Linked DNA regions of Mus musculus: region 2 is linked to region 1. The links are chromatin loops, found by intact Hi-C in ENCODE. Cell type or tissue: left cerebral cortex. All regions are shown on one strand. Links, peaks and the distances in the headings refer to the core of each region. The heading gives the core; the rest is flanking DNA.

What was found. Peaks named below come from ENCODE experiments on the same cell type or tissue, not always from the same donor. Only the 100,000 strongest peaks of a DNase experiment are listed, where the experiment ranks them.
Region 2: it touches region 1 in a loop (4-fold over the local background); 2 of 42 quality-filtered maps call a loop at or near these places.

The regions. Positions count from the first base shown.
Region 1 is chr12:40,081,156-40,083,956 of GRCm38, forward strand. It overlaps Scin (scinderin), which reads right to left. Exons shown (of 16, transcript NM_001146196.1): 6 at 487-619. Among named protein-coding and RNA genes, the nearest start is that of Arl4aos, 44 kb to the left of the region's middle. In left cerebral cortex, for the core only: a CTCF peak has its summit at 1,502 (motif pointing right); a DNase peak (open chromatin) is centred at 1,475.
Region 2 is chr12:40,133,508-40,136,308 of GRCm38, forward strand. It overlaps Scin (scinderin), which reads right to left and starts at 721. Exons shown (of 16, transcript NM_001146196.1): 1 at 403-721. The coding sequence starts at 601. In left cerebral cortex, for the core only: CTCF peaks have their summits at 1,404 and 1,604; no DNase peak of the experiment used is centred there; H3K4me3 peaks cover 762 bases.

The sequences.
Region 1 (2,801 bases), core at 26-2,525:
CCGAAATAATTTAATTTGAATATAGCAATGGGAGAATGGCAACATTCCCTGACATATTAAATGCATTTACTATCACAGTAATTGACAGTATATTTGACAATGTATATTTCTGATGCTCGAATACTTCCCCCCCCCACCCCCCACCCTGAGACAGGGTTTTCTCTGTGTAGCCCTGGCTGTCCTAGCACTCACTTTGTAGACCAGGTTTGCCCCAAACTCAGAAATCCACCTGCCTCTGTCTCCCAAGTGCTGGGATTAAAGGCGTGCGCCATGACCCACCACCGCCCTGCTTCAAATGCTTTCCTTAGCTCCCTAACCCTTGCTGAATGGTTCCAAACATTCGCCTACCAGCTGCACCAGCTGAGAGACTTACAAACCATTTCTCAGGAGAGATGCTTTTCTTTAAAATCAGGATGTTTTCTTTCACCTCCTAGGAAGAGAACATCAGATCTGAAATACCTCAACCATAGAAATGGCATCTCTTACCTTTCCATACAAAAATTTGTTTTGCAGCACCATGGTCCAAAATGAAGCATTCTTCAGAAAGCAACATTCCCATGGAGAACGGGTTTTCTTCAGCCACCAGTGTTACTTTCATGGACCCACTTGCATCTGAAACCTAACAGAAAAGACTTGAACTCCATGATTTCATTTTGGGAAGAATCACTCTAAAATTGCGTTACAGTGTTAGTTACACACTCTGCAGATGTAGGGAGACTATGCTTCGAGAACATGAGCCTCACAGAGTTTATATAGCAGAGCTGATTCAAGACAGAGGCAAAGCATCCCTGGGCCCAATTGCACCCCAAGCACTTTTGTAGAAAGATCTTTAAAGGCAGAAAACTGCTAATGGAAGGTTAAACTTTGACACTGTCTGTAATACATCAGAAAATCATGGTTATAATCGTACTGTGTAAGGGCTATCACAATGCTACTGTTTACTAAATTCTTTGAGTTCTTTATTCCATAATCATTTATTTTAAAATTTAGAGCAAACTTTTCAAGCAGGTGACAATCCTACACTCCTTATATGCACACAAAAGGCTGAGTGTAAGTTTGTTTAACTTCAGTCACTGGGTCCTTATCAAACGGCAGTCAGTACCCTGGAGAAAGCGTCTGTACAGTGTAGCTAATGGCTGCAAATAGTTTTCAATCTAAGTCCAGAAATTTAGCTCTATGTTGATCGACTATCAAGGTCAATTGTTTTCCGTCACAATGGAGATGGAGCTTTTAAGGAAATTTTGAAGGTGGTCATACAAAGTTGAAGGTGATTTTTATGCACCATCTCAATGCACTGGTTTCCAAAGGTCAGCTTGTGGGTTGCCAGCGGATCAGCTGCTTATTTGTTAAATATGAAGGTTCCAGACCCAACTCCAATCAGTAGCCCAGTTTTGCATCAACAAGGGAAGTTTGCACTCTATATATTCAGAAAGTGCCCACAGTGATTTGGCTTTCCAATCTTATTGGCCCCACATTGTACACTATACTACATCTCCACTAGAGGGAGCTGTGGTTTAAGATTAATATTTCCCTATGTTAAACTATTTCTTTCATACATAATGCTGTCCGAGAGAGAAAAGAGGTTTGATTGATTGTGGGGAATAAGTGACATTTGTTAGACTGTAAAGAGTAATGAAACCACACTATTTAGTTAACAATCTCTGGGAGAATTGTGTTAAAATTATCAGTATTTAGCAGATATGATAATCACATTTTCCTTTATCACCTAAGAAGAAAAGAAGCCACGTCATCATTATAAAAAGGAAGTTAATGTTACACAAATTAATAATCTATCTTCATTCAGAGCAATGAACTTGGTTCCTGAAAGGAGCCAGGTGTGGTGGTGCATGCCTTTAATCCTGGCACTCAGGAGGCAGTCAGGAAACTCTCTAAGTTCAAAGTCACTCTGGCCTGCGTAGTGAGTGTCAGGATATCCAGGACGACATAGACCATAGAGAAACCCTGTCTCAAAAGAAGAAGAGGCGGAGGAGGAGGAGGAGGAGGAGAAGGAGGAGGAGGAGGAGGAGGAGGAGGAGGAGGAGGAGGAGGAGGAGGAGGAGGAAGAGAAGGAGGGGAAGGGGGAGGAGAAAGAGGAAAAGGAGAAGGAAGTTCCCTAAAAGCCACCAAGTACAGTTTCTTCCTGTTGAAAAGAAGAAAGTCACTAAGTTGTTCAGGTAGATACTATCTGCTCCAAATCACTTCCTTAGAAAGTTGTAAGAGAAAGAGAAAGACATTTGGAGACTCTTGCCTTCAGTTTCCTCTGCTGTGTTGTGTGACTTTTGTTGCTTTCATGAGAGTAAATTCAAAATTCTGTCGCTGGAAGAAACTTGAATAATCACCTTGAATAAAACCACTTCCTCCCGTGTCTTTCCATACCTTCTTCCCTCCCTTTCAGAAAACAACGCCTCAGAGAAATGCACCATACCCAGTCATTCACAGCAGGAGCCACTGGGCGCTAGGTCAGCCAGCACCTGACCCAAGGCTGGCTCTACCCTGTTTCCTTCAAGCTGACTGATTTGAGAGTTCACCTTCCTGGAACAAAGAAAGCCCTTTTTGCACTAAAAGGATATTCTAAGGAAGATGAAGATTTTACAATCTTACCAAGAATTTATAAGAAAAAGCCCACAAAATGTTTTATTCCACAAAGGAAACGTTTTTATCAGGTGTACTATATCAAAATATAACAAACAGTAACTTTGTTTTTGTTTTTGCTTGATTTTTGGGGGGGGGGGGTTTGGTTTGTTGTTTTGTTTTGTTTTGTTTTTGTTTTTTGGGTTTTTTGGTTTTTTTGTTTTTGTTTT
Region 2 (2,801 bases), core at 133-2,632, 52 kb after region 1:
TTTGCTGCTGGGAGCGGGAGTTTTCGCTCCAAGCTGAGGCAGATATCCACAAACAAGTTTGATTTCATCCCCACCCTGCCTGAAAAACCAGGACTGAACTTGCCGGAGGGTGCTCAGTATTTGGCCAGCACCCGGGTTTCTCACAGGCAGGCAGTCGCCCAGGAACGCACTGGGGTTTGAGTTAAAGTGGAAAACCCCGGAGGAATGAGTATGACCCTCCAAGAAGTGGTTTGGTCAAGACTGATGAGTCCTGGATGACTCGCATCTCCGGAGTTTACAGCTCGCCAGGAGCTGACCTGGGGTTAGGAGAGGGTGCTGGCTGTGTGTCACCTAGCCCGCCCAGGTGACAGGATGGTGTACAGACCTTGGGCCCACCGCTGCCCTGTGCTGCTCACTGCTTACCCAGCCAGAAATGCAGGCGGTAGGAGAAGCCCCTGCTGGACTTGGTGGTGTGCAGCACCAGGTAGGCGTCTCCGACGTAAAAGTCACCATAGGCACCCTGGGGCACCGGTACCAGTTCCAGCTTCTCGACCCTCCACACCTGCAGCCCAGCCTGCTGGCCTGCGCGCGCGAACTCGGGGTGCTGCAGCTCCTGCGCCATGGTGCCGCGATGCTGGCCGAGCGAGCCGAGGACTTGATCCGTGCCCTGAGCCCAAGGAAGAGCCCGATGACCGGTGACCGCGAACCTGCTCTCCCGGCTTTAAAGCGGCTCGCCAGAAGCGGAGGCGGGGCTGGAAGGGAAGCCAACAGCCACGCCCGAACCCGGGCGGGAACCTGAATCCCAGTTTGGACCAAGTTAACCAAAACTCTAGTAAATGCCTCCCTCCAAAAAAAAAAAAAATGTAAATAAATATTATAATTGTTATTTTACGTTGCAACAGATAGATTTTGCTCGGATCAACTCGGGCGGGTCCACACTGGTCCCTGTCACCCCAGTTCCTTCCCTGCTGGTGTTCACCCTCTGATGCCAGGGTGAGGAGAAAGAGCATTAAGAACTAGAATCATCCACTCGCAAAACACGTCTGGCTTTGAGGACCACAGCACGTCGGAGTAACTGGCTGTATCACTTTCCCATGCGCGGTCCTCTAAAAGTCGAGCATAGTTGGCTTCCCTAACAGCCTCCCACTCCTGGTGGCCACAAGGTTTCTCTTTAGATAAGTTTGGAAACTCCATGTACAAAGGTACGTCAGGTTTTCTAGAAAAGATAAAAATCAGACAAATTCTCTGGCTACTAGCGTCAGAGATCGGCAAGTCCCCTGGCGCCTGGGAACTGTGGTAAGGTGCCACCTGCCTGCCTTAGCCAAGAAAATCTCTGCAAAAACACATCAGCCGCCCTCCAGGGACGCTCTGTACTGGGCTGTCCATGACTGTGATTTTAAACTGACCTGCATTTTTTTTTTTTAAAGATTTATTTATTTATTATATCTAAGTACACTGTAGCTGTCTTCAGACACTCCAGAAGAGGGCGCCAGATCTCGTTACGGATGGTTGTGAGCCACCATGTGGTTGCTGGGATTTGAACTCCAGACCTTCGGAAGAGCAGTCGGGTGCTCTTACCCACTGAGCCATCTCACCAGCCCCCTGACCTGCATTTTTAATTATCTGATTTTAAGGCACTCACTTCTCATTGGTTCACTCATATTTCTTTGTTTTGCTCACTAAAGAACGATTTGCATTCACTTCATTGCATTCAGAAACTGATGTGGTAAGGAGTTCTGTTATTGAAAACGCAAATCAGAAACTGCACATTAGAAACATTAGAGAGTTGTTCCACTTGGTCCCCAAATTGCAGAACTCCCTAGCAAGCCATTAATAGTAAAGGCACACTTAGATGCTCTCTTTAGTGACCTTTTTAAAATAAGCAATGCTTGAAGTGTTTAAAAATTTAGTGGCATAAAATCTGTTCAACAGTGCAGTGTGCTCGCCTGTAATCCCCGCTGAGGAAGGACGTACTTTGAGGGCTCTAGGCTGGCCAGTGCTACATTGTGACATTCTTTTTCAAGACCAAAACCAAGCCAAAACAAAACAAAATGACAATAGAAATTCCTTTACATTTCACACAACTACCCCACTCCCTTCCCCAAAGGTTGCCAGTTTGTAATTTTCCAAAAGACATTGTTAATCAACAAAAATATTCGTAATGTAGTATGGATAGATTTAAACACTAACCTGCATCTGTATTGTATACGTATATCTCATGAGGATTGATATTGCTGTGGGATTTGTTTTTGAGTTGTTGTTTGTTTGTTAGACAGGTTCGCATGTAGCACATGTAGCCCACACTCACCTTGAACTCAACATTTAGCTGAGGATGAGCTAGAACATTCTGCCTCTCAGATAATGAGTTACAAGGGTATACTACCACAGCCCAAGTTTATCTGGTGCTAGGGATCAAGCCCAGGACTTCAAGCAAGCTCTACTAACTGAGCCATACCCCAGCCCTATTGTATGCGTGTGTGTATCTTAAAATCAGGAGAGATTCATAAAGTCTCCAGGAAGTACTCCAGGGAAGTATGCCTCCTGATAACATTTTACCTGGCAACAGCACACACACATGCATGCACACAGACACACAGACACACACACACACACACACACACACACACACACACACATACACACACACAGAGTAAGTGTGTGAGAAAGAGAATATCAATACTCCATAGTCATAGACCTAGCTGCCTTGTTTATAGACTACATAATATTCTACATAATTAATGCCTTTATTTTCTCTGCTCCAGTTCACAGGCATTTATGGTACTAATATTTTGCAAATAACATCGTGACTCTCTTAAATAAAC